Linked DNA regions of Mus musculus: region 1 is linked to region 2. Evidence: chromatin loops called from intact Hi-C (ENCODE). Cell type or tissue: heart. All regions are shown on one strand. Each heading gives the region's core, and the rest is flanking DNA. Links, peaks and the distances in the headings are about the cores only. Region 1 holds the start of Zfp386 (zinc finger protein 386 (Kruppel-like)). Region 2 holds the start of Wdr60 (WD repeat domain 60).

Region 1 (8,335 bases), core at 240-8,239, 210 kb after region 2:
CTTTGTAAAGTACTCAATACCAACTCTGGAGATAAAAACAAATGACACACACACATACACACACACACACACACACACACACACACACACACACACACACACACACAATTTTAAAAAGAGAAAGGTAAAAGAGGAAGAGAGGGAAAACAGAAGCCTGTCTGCATGGAACAGCCTAGCAAAGCCAAGGTTACTTAAAGCAATGAATATAATGTATACGATCAGGAGGTGGATTGGTCTACGAGACCTGTTACTTTAGGAAGTGAGGTTTCTGTAGGTCACAATATGATGTGTAAAATAGAGGCTTCCTAGTTTCTTGTCTTGTGTGGCTCCATTTTGAGTGAAAAAAGCAAAATGACTGTGTGGCTCATCTGTTCGCTAACCACGAAGCAAAAACTAGTAACTGGTCATACAAGTAAAACAGCTTTCAACTATCAGTTTAATAAGGTAGACTGTAAACTATAGTGACCTGTGAGCATATTAAAGTTGTATCAGAAAAGTCAGGCCTGGGAACTAATTTAGAAGTCCAGATGAATCAACAACGTAACACACGCTCACCTGGAATCTATCGTAAGGACACCTGAGCACCCAGTTTATGTGTCAAGGAATCATGGAATAATCCCAGATTTCCCCTGGGTGTCATTTTCTATGGTCTTCCCTGTGAATGATCTCGATCCTTAGAAAAAGGGAGCAGAGCCTATGGTGGGGCTCTTGTGTTTCCTCAGCACTTCTACTTCTGGGTTCATTAATATCAAGCCGGACAGGCCAGCCACATGGGGGAAACTGAGGGAACAAGGAAGGCAAAAGGAGCCTCTCACCCTGGAGTCTGCTTGATGTCCACTCAGATAAAAGTCACAAATTACAACCTAACAGAGTCTGCTGTGAAAGCTGCTTTCATAGAGACAAAGTTCCCTTTATACTCGGATAGTTCAAATAAAATACTGAAACACCAATGGACAATGCTTAGGACCTAAATACAGCCAATCTCCAAATACAGCCTTCGCCCTTTTCCACATGTTATCTGAGAACTTCACAAAAGACTATTAACTGCAGTTTACATTAAAAACACTAATTATTCATGCATTCCTCACAAGCTATGTTAGCCAGGGCACAACAGGAACTGGCCTATGATCTTATTTAAGTTTTTCAGCAACCTTTTGAGGTGCAACTTCAGAACACACTGACATCTGTTTACTGTAAGGCAATTATTACAGACTGTAAAGAAGTCTATGTCCACACGTGGGTGTATCTTCCCCTTTTAGAGAACCTGTTTCTACTGACCTTCATGCTCCAGTTTATGTTATAACCTCTTCCTAACAAACTCCAAGTCTGGTACATACTGGCTCACCCTGAAATTCCTCTCTGTGATAAACAATCCCAGCTTTACCAGAGCAGGGGCTTCTTTTACAAGAACCATCATGAAACTGTTTACACCTGTGTACACCCACAGCTGCTAATATCTTCGCCTATAATGGCCTTTTAAATGTATCAGCTTTTTAACCTCTGACTGCAATAAGGCCTCTTTGAACTCTGTAGCCATTATATGATACACACGCGAGGGCGCGCGCGCACACACACACACACATAATTATAATGATAATGCATATTATAATAAAGATAATGCATATTATAATAAAAGAATCTGTGATTGCTAATGGCAGCTGTCAAGGAATATCTGACTGCCTGGTGGATAGCAGCTAATAGAACTAGCTTACTTTGTAAAAGTACTCAGTTTTGGAAACCTATGTATTCATGTTTCTGACAAACCACTTTCATGACACCAGGGAGAGGGAGCTTAATTTCTAGGGTTTCATTGGAACAAGCAGGAGATACTTGGGTATCAAGGCCATCCCCACACACATGGTACATTCTCAAGCGAACATATGTTTTATTAGTGTTTCTTCAGTTCTTCACAGACCTATAAGCCTAGATCAGAACACAGCTCAGACGATGGCTATACTGACAACAGAATCCTTTTTATACATACGGTACATAACACAATACAGTTTGCAAATGCTGTTGACAGCTAAGACCCCTATCTCACAAAGATAGATGTAACCAGAAAGGGAGTCCTCTAAGCTTATAAATCTACAGAGAAAAACCTACACTCCGCTTTAGTCTCCTGTTCTCATCCCTTGCACAAGTTCTCCAATGCTGCTCTCAGGTAACTATCAGTTCTTTCTCTGACATCAGCCCCAGGCCACGGAATGAATAGTATACAGAACTGACTGTGACTAGGAAGCTCATGGAAGAATTCAAGATTCCTGAACCGAGAAGCACAAGTTAGTAGGCGAAACAATAAAGTTTCGTGGTATGAAACAATTATCTCTTCCACTATAATACAAGACAGAGATAACCAGGACTAAGGTAACCCTGGTCAATCAGGCAAGAGAAGAAAGAGCAAAGAAACACATTAATCATTAGGTCTATCACAAAGACAATGTGGCTGCTCATATCCCTAAGAGATGGGATGAGATGGGGGCATCCTGAGACTCGATTCTGGGACTCTGCCTACCATATCCTCCTTCATCCCAGTTGCACAAGGCATGCAGGAGTGAAAGGTTAAGATGCCATGATCCAGCCTTTTACGTCCTGGACACACTTTGTGGAATGAGACTTCTCAGTGCCACAGCAGCTTTGCAGGTACCCATATTCCTATACACAAACCCAATGGATTCACTGGCTTCCAAAGCCAGGTTCAGTGGAGTCCCTGCTTTACTCTGAGCACGGTGCCCTAACTAGACTGATTACACTTTTGTTCATATCTGCCAAGGAGAAGAAATGCAACAAAGTTTGTAGGTTTTGAAAAAGCTTCAGGGTTTAAGTGAGGAAAGGACACACTTGGCTGTGACTCAGGCCCCCGATCTGTGTTAAGTCAGCTCTTGTGGACATCTGAATGCATTTACTTGCCACCGCTCACGTAGCTGAGTCTACTGGGTCACACACCTCACCGCCAACTTTGTGAGGTTGCATCTTTATTGCTTTGTGATGAGGTCTCACATGTAGACCAGACATGCCTTGAGTTCTAAATTTTCCTGTGCCTTACTCATTAATGGGCTTCTGGAAGCCTCAGTGTGAGTTCTAAACTCTCCAGGCCCTTTTCTCAAGTTGGCAACACGACTTGACTCCAGGCCTACCTATTGTTCCTAGAAGGAGCCTATGTGCATAGTGAAGGATCCAAGTTAACACCTTCCATTGGACTATATCCTGAACGTCGAGGCTCTGGGAGAAGGGGCAACTGAACGCATGTTACATCTTCTGGCTTAGATGGATGGGCAAGGTTTCTAAGGGCTACAACAGCACCACCTGCTGTTTACTCCAAGAAGAAGTTTTGCAGCACATCCTACCAGTGGCTACCTAACACGATGGATTCTAAGAACTTGGATTAGTGATTCAATACACAGGGAACAGGTGCCAGGCCAGCATTACGAATAAGTGTCCCATGAACCACAGAATCAACTGATCAGAGCTCACAGGGGCTCACAAAGACTGAAGTGACCATCAGGGAGCCTATAAAGGTCTGACCTAGGTCCTCTGCATATCTGTTATGATTGTGTAGCTTGCTGTTCTTGTAGAACTCCTAACAGTGGGAGCAGGGCCTGTCTCTGACTCTTCTGGGACCCCTTTCCCCCTACTGGGTTGCCCTCATCCAGCGCTGACATGTGCCTAGTCTTACTGTAACTTATTATGCTGTGTTCAGCTGATATTCCTGGGAGGCCTGCTCTTTTCTCAAGGGATGAGTGGATCTGGGAGAAAGGGAAAGTGGGGGTGGGCTGGGAGGAGGGAGGGAGGGGAACTGCAGATGGCATGTAATATGAGAGGAGAATTTAGAAAAAGAAGTACTCTGTAAACATCGGGTGTGTTTGAAAGGAAAGCTGGGCACAGAACTGTTTAAACTACAAATGCAGTGCAGCTATTTTTGAAAGCACGAAGCAGAATGACCATATAACCTAGCAGACACTAAGGGATTGAAGTCACAGTGTTGAAAAAAATGGCTACTCCACCATGTTGACTTCAATACTGTTCTTGGTCACCAAGACATGCATACAACAAACAAAAGGGCTTCTAAGGTCAGAGTCTACGAGCCTGAGGGCATCCAGCTGCTCCCTCACTGCACCTCGAAGCTCAGGCTGTTGTCTAAGGAGTGGGCACAGAGGTCAATGTGTGCTAGATAATAAGCACACAGCAGTTGTGGACACAAGGTGCCAGGCCCAAGTGCAGGAAATCACTAAAGCTGAGGGTGGGGGTCACGAAAGGGGAAAAACTCAACCGAAAAACATTGTGGGAAGGTATCTGTGGCTTAGAAGGCGAAAGGAGGAGCGTACAAAAACCAAATCAAAAGACTTAAACAAACAACCAGCCTGGGTGTTGAAAGGGTGAACTGTTAAGAAGCAAAAGACGCAAAATTTCTACAAAATGGTATTCTGAGGATATCTCACATGTATGACAGCAAATGTGATTAAATGCGCAGACCTGCAAAAGACTGGACCTAACAATACTTCCTTGTCCTCACCCCTCCCTGAGGATTTGTGGGCAGTGAACAGTTGGTAAGTGGTTGAGAGATATTTTCTAGTGTCCTGTTGCCACTAATTATATGCCCGGGCTCCTGTAATTAATCCCTCGGTAAATAACCCTAACGAAGTTCCTTGGCTTACCAAACGATAGACTTTTGTCTATCCTAGAGCAGCTAGGAAAGAAGGGAGTTATCGTGGGAGAGGGACAGGAAAGAAACAATGGAGGATATGTTCAAAATACATATGCATGTGTGAAAATGCCATAATGAAACTCATTAGGATGTATAATTAATATATACTGATACAAAAACTTAAAGAAAGCCAACGATAAAGCGCCATTCATTAAATCTTTAGAAAAACGATGTCAAAAGCCATCTGATTGAAATACATCACGGTAACCCATCAGTTGATATTGATTGGGAATGGCACACAGAGTTGCAGGGTGGGGAAAGAGTTTCGGATCTGACCTATTTCTGGTACATCCACCAGGCGCAAGGGGGAAACGGGAAAACTCTGGGAGGCGAGCGGGAGCCCCGCTGCTGTCCCGCAGGAACCTCCGCCACGGAGACTGGATTATCTGATGCTCCTTCAGGCCATCTCCCGCAGTCTGCTGGCTGCAGACACAGAGGCCGCTGCAAGGCAAAGGCCTGGTAGCAAAATCAGTGTTTGCTCTGCTCCTCCCTTCCGGGGCACCCGAGGACGCCAGGTCCGTGCAGCCGCCCAACTCCGCCCTAGGCCGAGCCGACCAGGCCCGCCCGGCGCCCCCTCGGAGCGCAGACTCCCGCCTACTCAACCCTCCGCGCAGCCTCGCGACCATTGCTCACCATCTCCATGGCTCTCCTGCATCTCCAGCACCCGTGATTTCGTAAGGGCCACCGGGGCTTCCAAAAGCTGGAAAACACGCTCACATTTTCCAACACAAAGGTCGCGTACGGGATGTGGACTCGCGATATTGTCAAGGCTCTGTGAACTTGATTGGCGGGTTCTCAGCCAATACTTTTCCAGCAAAGTGACTGCCATCACTCCCGCCCCGCCCTCCTGATCTTGATTGACATCAGATAGCACCAACCCACGGCCGAATGAGGTCCGAAAGGCAAGTTCTAGGATGAACCTGTTTTTGAGGCGGGCTTCGACGGATTTAGTTTCCAGGGCGACCTGTGGCTTTTCCTTCTTCGTTATGCCTTGCGACTCATCACTTGTACTTGTGTAATCATATGGTCCACAAGTCAGGGAACATAACGACAATTAATTTTATATTTCCTAGACCATGTTTGGACTCGGATCTCCTTCCTGGGTTTTGAGATAGGAAGCATTCCCAAGTCAGCAGTGTCCAGTACAAATGAGAGGTTCAGTTTAAACTATTCTAGTGTTCATTTTAAGAAATTTAAAGAGCGGTGTGTGCTAGAGCACGCTTCATATCCGAGTGCTGAACAGGCATTAACATGTTCAGGGGCCAGTGAGGATGTACCCTTCCCTCATAATCAGCTTGAAAGGAGACCCTTCTTTCCCTGGTAGCACTAATTTTTTTAGAAAAGGAAGCATCAAACGGATGTTACAAATGGCTTGGGATATCAGGATTGTACCTAATATGATGCTAGTAGAAAAGGGAAAAATTCTTGTGTTATGCTTGCTTAAAGATTTTATTTCATATAATACAGTTTCTAATGTGACAGTTATCAAGGGCCCTTCAAGATTAATGACACTTGCTAATATATTAGTGGAGAATTTAGTAATTGATGATCCAATTATGGACTATGGCTAGAAGGATGGTTTAGAAGATAGAAAGGGTTGATGTCTTTGGTCCTAAATTCTCTTGTAATTATAATGGAAATATTAACTGCAGTAGGATGCTGCTTGCTTGCTTGTTTTCTTCCTTCCTTTCTTTTGTCAGTGACCTTTTAAATTTTTTTTAAGATTTGTTCTTATTTTGTTTATTCTTTATTCTTCTATCATATATTTTACATCCCCATGGTAGTCCTCCCCCCAACTTCCCTTCTCCCCCATATCCAACTAGCCTCCTCCCCTCAGGGAAGAGCAGACCTCCCAGGGACCAAACACTGCATACAAGCTACAATAAGACTTCACTCACATCAAGGCTGTATGAGGCAATCCAGTAGGATGGAAAGGGTCCCACAGGTAGACAACAGTATCAGTGACAACTCCTGTTCTCACTGTTAGGAATTCCACAAGAGACCAAGCTACTCAACAATAACTGATATGCAGAAGACCTAGGTCAGATCCCTACATGCTCTCTGATCTCTGAGAGCCTCGACGAGCTCCAGTCAGTTGATTCTGTGGGCCATGTTCCTGTGGTATCCCTGATCCCTCTGGTTCCTCCGATCCTTCTTCCTCTTCCTCCACCTCCTCCCACAGCTCAGCCTAATGTTAGTCTGTGGGACTCTGCATCCATCAGCTGCTGGATGAAGTCTCCGGATGACAATTCCGCTAGGCTCAGGTCCCAGAAGACTCTGCAAATAGGACAAACTGTAGCTCTAAGGTTTTGTGATTGGGTTGGTGTTCCAATCCCTCCACTTGAGGTCTTGCCTGGTTACAGAAGATGGCGGGTTCAGGGTGTGGCCCCCATCACTAGGTCACTCTCATAGAATCCATGGCATTTCTGTTGCACTAAGTTTCCACCTTGCTCCTGAAATGCCTCTTCCACAATCCTGTTTATTTCTCCCAATATATTTTCTCCCCATTGTACTTGATTCCTCTGTTCCCAAGCCCACCTGCCCCAGTCCACACATGATATTTATTTTGTTTCCCCTGCCCAGGGAGATTCTTATGCACCCCCCCCCCACGTGTTACTTAGCCTCTCTGGTCTGTGGACTATAGCATGATTGTCTTTTATACAGCTAATGTCCTCTTATAAGTGCGTACATACAATGTTTGTCGTTCTGAGTCTGGGTTACCTCACTCAGGATGGCCTTTTCTAGTTCCATTCTGCATTATTTCTTGTATAAAGGAGCTTAAACAAACAAACAAAAATCTTCATTGAAACAACAACCAACAAACAAATGTCCAAAGTGTGTTAATATAACCTAATATTTTACCTATTAGAACAGACTGCCCATACTATGATAGTTAATGAATGCTACATAAGTTTTTTTAAAAAATTAATATAAATCTAAAAAGATTGATAAAGTAAAGGAAAAAGAGGAGGGAATTATAGGAAGCAAATGTTTCACTTTCAGTATGAGGTACATTTAGATCACACAGAGTCACAGATAAGAAGAGACACTAAGGCTTTGTGTCCTGTATCAAGTAGCTGGCCCTGCTTAGCTAGTAGGTACCCCCAGTTCTCCACTGACCTGAAAAGTACGCTCACAATGCTCACTCTGTAAACGCACTGATTTCCTAAAATAGATTTTAGTGGAGCGAGCAGGCATTTGTTTACATTGACCCAGGGAAAGAAATCCAGGAACATATGAATTCATTAAAAATGTCTTCTATGCCTTTAGAAGGGAATTATTTACCTGTTATACCCATCGTGCTGGATAGTGCTACTGGATAGTTCATGTCAACTTGATATGTTATCTAAAAGGAGAGAACCTCAATTAAGAAAACGCCTCTATAAGATCAGGCTGTCGACAAGCTCGTTTTCTTAGTTAGTGACTGACGGGAGAGCCCAGCCTACTGTGGGTGGTGCCATTTCCGGACCAGTTCCTGGGTTCTATAAGAAAGCAGGCTAAGCAGGCCATGGAGAACAAGCCAGTAAGCAGCACAGCACTCCTCCATGGCCTCTGCAGCAGCTCCTGCCTCCAGTTCCTGCCCTGTTTGAGTGCCTGCCCATACTTTTCTTTTCTTTTCTTTTCTTTTTCTTT
Region 2 (8,321 bases), core at 322-8,321:
CTTGAACTCAGAAATCTGCCTGCCTCTGCCTCCCAAGTCCTGGGAATAAAGGCGTGTGCCACCACTGCCCAGTGAGATTGGCTCTTCTTTTGTCTTTTCCTTCCTTCCTTCCTTCCTTCCTTCCTTCCTTCCTTCCTTCCTTCCTTCCTTCCTTCCTTCCTTTCTTTTTCTTCCTTCCTTCCTTTCTTTCTCTTTCTTTTTTAGATTTATTTATTTATTTATTTTATAGTACACTGTTGCTGTCTTCAGACACACTAGAAGAGGGCATCTCAGATTCCATTACATAAGGTTGTGAGCTACCATGTGATTGCTGGGAATTGAACTCAGGACCTGTGGCAAAGCAGCCAATACTCTTAACCGCTGAGCCATCTCTCCAGCCCGAGATTGGCCTTTCTTCATGAGGTAGAGAGACGAATTGTTGTTTTTAGTACGTGCCCACTTTACAGATTGAGCGTGGCCCTAGCAGAGGCATATATAGCCTGATAGCTTTTCAAATTCTTGACTGACCTGTCCTGGTTTACCACAATAATAGCAGGAATCACTCATCCCAAAACTAGGTTAGTTTCCTTAGACTGAACCAGATGGCTGCCACACGAAATCCTAGGAGTTCCTGAGTTAGGAAGAGAATAACTTTGTGTTAAGCTTTCAGCTTTATCTTTTTACTTGTGCAATGCGGCCCTTCTGGCTTTTGAGGTCTCCTCTGGGTTATTAAAGGCTTTCAGGGCCATGTTAAATAAGGGTGAAAAGGATTCTTATGGTCTCTGATATATTTTTCAAGTTTAAGTCTAATGTCTGGAGTGGGTTGGTCTATATGACAGATAGTATGGCTTGGCCTTCCTGACACTCAGAATCTATTCAATTATACTCATTTGTGTTTTTCAAGTAGCCTAGGTTGAAATACAGCAGGATTCGTGGAAGTTCCCTGTGTTATTTCCCACAATTTGTTTTGTTACTAGGTTAATACTGACCTTTTTGAGACTCTCTAATAGGCTAATAACCAGGAAGTTCCAAAGTATCCTTTCATAATGTCCTATGTCAGTGGCATTTATGAGCAGTGAAGCTCTGTATCAAGAGACCTTGGCCTGTTTGTAACTGAATTGTGAGCATGAGTCTCATCAGCTCAGATATATGCTAAAGACTGAGTATGAGATTGAAATGACCTCACAGGTAAAGCAGATCGGGCCAGTTATACTCACAAATGAGTATAATTGTGGTATAAGTACCACAATTTGTCACAAAGGAAAACACTTTTTTTTTAAGTGAGAAAGTAAGGATAACATTTAGACTGATCGATTTCTGAAAGCATATCTAGGAGTGAGTCAGAAGCAATAGAAAGAATGAGACTTTTCATGTGTCGCATCCCCCAGATGCTCTTTGAAGGCAACAGAGGCCCCTGTTGTCAAGGATGAGACCTGCTCTGAACTGGTGTGACTCTTAAGAATTAGAGATCCTCTCAATTTGAGAAGGGGAGCCTGGTTTCAGTTCAGAGCCAAATATACCTTGTTGATCAGGCTGGATTGACCTTGAAGGAAAAATACAAACTGAAACTATGAATTAAGTAATGAGGAACTGGCCACAGGCTGGGGCAATCATACCATGCCAGAGAAAGAAAAATCCTAGATACCCCTCAGACCAGTCTAGCTGGAGGGAGAAACAACATTCCTAAATAGTGTGAACCACTAGGTTTTCTCCTCGCTGCCCCAGAGTGGTAGCAAATGCTAGGACAGGGAAAATGAATGAGAGAGGAGAAGATAGAGTTCTTAAAAGTATTTGTTGATTCATCCTGAGTGAGCTACTGTTTGCAGCCATGCATATTGACAGTGAAAGAGATCCCAGAAAGAAAGTCAGAGTGGCCTTTTACCCTTAGGGACTAACAGTGGTCATTCTATTTATTTATTTATTTATTTATTTATTTATTTATTTATTTATTTATTTTCTACTGCCTTTAGGTTTCAATAAAGAGTGATTTTAGCCAAGATCTTTCCATTGCAATTTTTCTAAGAATCTCACAGCAAATACCATTGACAGGGAAAACACATGCTCTAAATCCCGGTGCAGCTATAGTGGCTCCTGCTTTCTTTCACCTTACTAGATTATACTCCCAATCAAGACATCTTCAGAGCTACCCCATTTATTTCACACACCAAATGAGAAAGGGGACATTTTCCTATACCCTTTTAGTATAATCTGAGAGTCCCTGAAATGATGTATATGGATAATGCCGAGACAGTTATTTGCTCAGTCTCCCTTGAGGAGCCTCTCCCGCACTTGCGTGTGTCTTACTTTCTTCTGAGTGCCTCTCTTCACCTTGACCCTTGTGCTTAAGCCTATATTAAAATCTCTGCTTTACTATGTTGGCTATTCCTGAAACTATTTTCATCACTGAAGCCATGAATTTCAATTTAGCCTGAGTTGGGGATCTCTAAAAGTCTGGAACACCTAGGCTGCTGAGGTGGCAGTGTGGAGCTATGAGACTGATGACAGTGTTTGGCAACAGGTATTTGGGCTCCACAGTCAACCTAACTTACTGCTTGAGAGTTTTTTTTTTTTTTTGTTCAGTTTTGATAGGGATCATGCACAAGTAAAGTGCAGCTACATTGCTGTTAACAGTTCTGGGCTTTGAGTGTTAGAGACTCAGCTTGTAGTGTCAGCACTCTCCAAAGCAGATAAGGGTTAGCACCTCTCTCAACAGCTTCTCAGAGAACTTGGAAGCGCTCTGTTCTCTTACTGTTCTCAAGAGATAGCAGCCCTTTTTGTTACTGACTCTCAATATAATTCTCTCAGCCTGCTCTAGACATTTAAGTAAGAAAAGTAAAACTGTGGGAAAGCAGCTTTATTAAGATTTATGCTGCAGCACAGTACAATATACTACGCTGCTGAGAGTAGCAAGTGTGATGGAGGCTTGTCTGGACTGACCTGAGGAGAGTGAGTGAGAACAGAGCTGCCTGTGCAGACAATAAGGGAAGACATGGGCATACATGCAGTCTCCTTTCTGCTGCTGAAGGAGTCTCTAGCAGAGGGTTGCCCATCTTCCTAGGCATGCTGGGCCTGATGCTTGTTCTGTCTGAGTATCAGAGTGGAACATTCAGAGTGGCTGTAGAGGTAGGGGAGTGATATCAATTCAGGAAAGTTTCAGGGCACCCGAAGCTGCTGTAGCCATCGTAAAGACTCCTGAACTGAACTAGTCACAGGGCATCAGATATAGCCAAGGTCTTGAGTAGTCCTCTGGAATAGCTCTTGAGGCATATCTGGCAGCCTGGCTATGCTCCAGTGTGGCAGCTATCTCCAGTAGCTAAGCCTAGAGAAAGGGTGACTCAGTCCAGCCTTTCCACTAGCCTAAGTAGTTCCAACTATCAAAGGTGGAAAGAAGAAAAGGAAGTGTACACCCTGGGGAAGGGTAGGATACTGATGCTGTTCTGTCTCATTGCCGCTTTGTATAAATACCTAGCTTATGTTAACAATATAGGTAGTCTTTATGGAACACCAATATACAAAGACATCCTGCCAATGCCACATGTGACTTTAAAGCCTAGAGAGATGTGAGAGAAAGGTACTGAGTTTTGTAACAAAGTTGGTTTTCACTGTGAAATAAAAAGGCTTTGTTTGTATCCATAATAATGTGAAATTATAAATTAGTGTATAATCTAATTAGGGACATGGAAATTAAAAATGAAGACTATACACAAAAGAGAACGGAGGATAGCAACAAGTACATAAGTTATAAACTTTGAATTAAATCTGTAGGAAAGTGGTGCTGGACCAACACAGGAATGTTTGGGAAGAGTGAATGGACAGGGTGAAGGATCCATCTCCCAGGCAGGCCATGCATCTGAACAGTGTGTGAATATTTAGGCGACTGCAGTGAGCAGAGAGTGGTGTTCCTTACTCGATCCTTCCCCTTCATTACCTGACTTTATTCTTTCCCCATGAACCTATCCCAACATCCAACTATAGCACCTGTCTCCCATTTGAATGCTTTGTAGCTTCACATTAAGAAGTTTTGTGTCATGACATTCAATACCCTTCACAAATTTGCACACACCTCCCTTTTCATCTCTAGCCATCTCTCCAGTCATGAAATCCAGACCCTTTGTTACAGGTGTGCTCTGCTCATTAAAGAAGCTTCTAATCACATGTGGGCTTTGGGTACTTGGGAGGTGGCTAGTCTTGACATATTCTGTAAGTAAAGAATTTTGAAGACACTACAAGTTTTTAAAAATACGTTAATACTTCAAATATATACTGCACGTTAAAGTGATAACAGTTTATGCCTGTCTCTGGTAAAATATACTATTAAATTTAACCTTTTTCAACTTTTGAAAATGTAGCTCCTGGGGTTGGGGAGATAGCTCCGTAGATAAAGCATTTGTCATGCAAGCACGCAGACCAGGGTCTGGATCACCATCACCCACGTAAAAGTCAGATGGGGCAGCCTGCTTCTAACCTCAGTGCTCATGAGGCAGAAATGGCCATAGGCAAGAACCAGTAAAATTCTGTAAGAACTGGACCAAAATAAACCACAGCCAACACCAAGATTACCTTCCCTCTAAGAAATGTACTGGATTAGTAGAAACAAAGATAATAGACCTTAAGCAAAGATGAAAGACTTAATGTATGTTAGTACCTTTTGTATGACAAGGATTTGGCTTAGTGACCTTTGTGTGGTGTTAAGTGAGTGGAAAGTCAAATTCTAACGTGGGTTACAGTAATATGTAACTTAGAAAAGTGTGCGAATAGTAAACTTCTCATCTGCAGAAAAAGCTCAGAATGCTAACATACGATCTAGATACTTCCTAAGTATCGCTAGGCAGACAGCCTAGTCTTGAACTCACAAAGATCCTTCTGCCTTGTCTCCATTGTAATAGAATTAACTAAAGGTGTGCGCTGCCGCAGTTGGCCACAAATGATTTTCATGAAAAGACAGTCTATAGGGTGTGAGTTGAGGAGGCAAAGCCTTGTTCAAGTATAAAGCTCAATCACCGTTTCCTTCCCATCTCTCGTTGTCAACTGTGAGGGTCAAAGAAGGATCAGACAAAGAAACTCAAGACATAAGAAAAGGCTCCTGCGTGTTTGCAGAAAACACGGGCGCGCAGGCGCGCGTGCTGGGGACGGCCGCGGGGCATGCTGGGCCAGCGCCTTCGGCCCGTTGCTAGGAGGCGGGGACGCCGGCCCTCCTGGGACCCAAGTCGCAGCAGGCCTGGCTGGCTGGTAGAGCTGAGCGACGGCGGGTTTATCTTCCTCCGGTGGCCCGCGCCTGCTGGGCCGAGGACACGCGGCTGTCCCGGCCTCGAGGAGCGATGGAGCCTGGGAAGGTCGGTGCGCCGCGGGGCCCAGCCTGGTCCGGCCCGCGCCCCCATTACCCCCCTCTTTCTTGGCAATGGAGATCGGGTTCCTCCTGGGCCTGCACTTAGGAGAGAGCTGGAGGCGGAGTTTGGGTCGAGGTCTCAGCTCTGCTGTTGCCTCTCACTTCTTAGCTCCAGGTGCGGTTTGTGGAGGAGTTTCTGGACTCATCCAGAGGCGAGGCTGAGTGTCAACTTCAGGAAGGCACAGGACTCCTGAAAAAAAAGTGCCGCAAGGTGAAACATGAGTCTCGTTAAGGTAGAAGGTTGTTGACTTTAACTTTGGTAGGTCGTTTATATCAAAAATCCATCTCTTAGGTTTTCCGGTTTGGTGCAATACAGGTTTTTAAAGTATGTCCTTATGGCCCTATTAACAACTCATGATAAATCCTATGAATTACCTTAGCGTCTATTATAAAGGACCCTTGTCTGCTTTAATTAATTTAGGTCTTCTCTTTCCATCTTTTAGTTTACTGGGTAAAAGTTTGCCCATTTTGTTGATCTTTCTGAAAGAGTCAGCTCTTTAGTTTCATTGATTCTTCGTACTGGTTTGTGTTGTTACAGTTTCTTTGATTTCAGTCCTGAGTTTGATTTTTTTTTTTTTGTGCCATCTACTCTTTTGGGGTTATTATTTCTTCTTGTTTTTCTAGGGCTTTCAGGTGCATCATGAAATTACCAATATAAAACCTCTCTAGTTTTTTGGTGGAGACACTTGGTGCTATGAACTTTCGTCTTACAAACTGTGTTCATTGTGCCCTGTAGGTTTGGCTATGTTGAATTTTTATTCAGTTTTAAAAAGTTTATTTTCCTCTGTGATTTTTGTTTTGACTCAATTTTCATTCAGTAGTAAGTTGTTCAGTGTCCATGAGTTTGTTTGGTATTGTTGATATTCAGCTTTACTCCATGGTGGTCAGATAGGATTCAGGGTGCTATTTCAGTTTTCTTATATGTATTGAGGCTTGCCTTGTGTTCTAATATGTGATCATGAGCTTTGGAAAAGAAAGAATATTCTTTAGAGTTTGGGTGGGATATTTGTGTGTGTGTTTGTCTGTCAATTTGACTTACGATATTTTTTGTTTGTTTTGTTTTTTCATTTGCTTTTTTAAACTCCAGCAACTTCTCTGTTTAGTTTTTTTTTTTTGGATGACCTGTCTGGATGGAAGTCAGGTATTGAAGCCATGCACTACCACTGTGGTTTTTATCTGTAGTAGTGTTTCTTTTATGAACATAGGCACTCTTGTGTCTGGTGCATAAATGTTTAGAACTGCCATTGTTGTGTTTTATAAAAAAGAAAAAGAAGCCAGGGATATGTTTGGTAGGGGTGCGGTGTGGTGTGGGGGAAGAGTGTCCCTCTGCAGGCCCATGCTGAGGCATCCCTTCCCCCTGAGGTAAAGGTATAGTATAGAATAGAGTTTACTTAGGGCATGGTGAGGGGAGTTAGGAAAGAGAGGGAGAGGGGGGAGAGGGGGAGGGGGAGAGGGAGAGAGCAGCCATTAACAGGTGGCAAGAGAGGAAGGAAGGGAATGGGGAGAGAAGGGACAGAGGATAAGCAGTTAAGAGGGCAAGAGGAGAGAAGAGAGTGAGGAGGGGTAAGCCGCCTCTTTTACAGTGAGTCAGGCACACCTGGCTGTTGCCAGGTAACTATGGGGTACAACCTAGAAGAAATGCTAACGCAATATTATTTTTTTCCTTTTGATAGATTTTTTCCCCCTTGAGGAGTATATAATGTCCTTTTCTATCTCTTCTGGTTAGTTTTGGCTTGAACTCTCCTTTGCCACATACTAATATGGCGACACCTGCTTTTTTCGTGGGCCGATTTGCTTGGAATACCTTTTCTAGCCTTTTTAAATCCCTAAGGTAATGTCTGTCATTCATGGTGAGGTTTGTTTCTTGGATGCAGCAGAAAGATGGGCCCTGTTTTCTAATCCAGTCTACTAGTCTATGTCTCTTTATTGGGTAATTGAGACTACTGATGTTGAGAGTTCTTAATGAGCAGTATTTATAATTCCTGTTACTTTGTTTCTGTGGGATGATCTACTCTAATGGGATTGTTTAATCCTTAAATCCTCTGGTGTGTCCTCTGGTGTATGCATAGTCAACCTTCTCCTCAGTATGTAGTTTTCTTTTAGTGCTTTCTGAAGAGCTGCATTAGTGGACAGCCATTTTTTTTTTTTGTATCATGTTTTTTTTTCTGAATGGATTGTGATTGATAGTTTTGCTGGGTAGAGTAGTCTAGGCTGTCATCTGTGGTCTCTCAGACCTTGTAGAATATCTGTCTATGTCCTTCTGGCTTTTAGAATCTCTATTGTAAAGTCAAGATGTTACTCTAGTGGGCCTGCCTTTACATGTGACTTCGTCTTTTTCCCTGGCCTTATTTATATTCTTCCTTTGTTCTATACATTTAGTGTTTTGATTATTATGTGTTGTAGGGAATTTCTTTCTGGTTTGGTATTCTGCATACCTGTTATAACTTGATAGAGCATGTCTTTCTTTAGGTTGGGAAATGTTACTTCCGTGATTTTATTAAAAATATTTACTGTGCCTTCAATGTGGGTCTCCTCTCCTTCTCTACATGGATTATTCAGAGGTTTGATTTATTTCATAGTGTTCTGTTTCCTGGGTGTTCTGCGCTCCAATTTTATTTTAGGTTTAACATGTTCTTTGACTGAGCTATCCATTTCTTCTACCTTGTATACAGACCTGGAATTCTCTTTTGTGTCCTAACCCACTGGGGGGGGGGGGGCTTACCTTGAGGTTTTTGTTTGAGATCCTGAGTCTTTGGATTCCAGATTTATTTCAGTTTGGGTTTTCTCTAGTGATTCAATTTCTTCATGTTTTGAATTGTTTTCGTTATTTATTTGAACTGTCTGGTTGTGTGTGTGCACGAATGTATGTATACGTGTGTTCACAGTCTTCATTAAAGCTTTTATTCACATTCCTCTTTAAGGACCTTGAACATATTTGCAATTCCTCTTTTGAAAC

What was found. Hi-C counts contacts between places; a loop is a spot of excess contacts. Peaks named below come from ENCODE experiments on the same cell type or tissue, not always from the same donor. Only the 100,000 strongest peaks of a DNase experiment are listed, where the experiment ranks them.
Region 1: it touches region 2 in a loop (2.5-fold over the local background); 3 of 42 quality-filtered maps call a loop at or near these places.

The regions. Positions count from the first base shown.
Region 1 is chr12:116,044,867-116,053,201 of GRCm38, reverse strand. It overlaps Zfp386 (zinc finger protein 386 (Kruppel-like)), which reads right to left and starts at 5,478. Exons shown (of 3, transcript NM_019565.4): 1 at 5,336-5,478. The coding sequence starts at 5,344. In heart, for the core only: CTCF peaks have their summits at 3,294 (motif pointing left) and 5,115; a DNase peak (open chromatin) is centred at 5,541; H3K4me3 peaks cover 2,151 bases; H3K27ac peaks cover 1,933 bases; H3K27me3 peaks cover 520 bases.
Region 2 is chr12:116,259,842-116,268,162 of GRCm38, reverse strand. It overlaps Wdr60 (WD repeat domain 60), which reads left to right and starts at 5,138. Exons shown (of 22, transcript NM_146039.3): 1 at 5,138-5,312. The coding sequence starts at 5,298. In heart, for the core only: no CTCF peak of the experiment used is centred there; a DNase peak (open chromatin) is centred at 5,162; H3K4me3 peaks cover 1,160 bases; H3K27ac peaks cover 812 bases; H3K27me3 peaks cover 2,484 bases.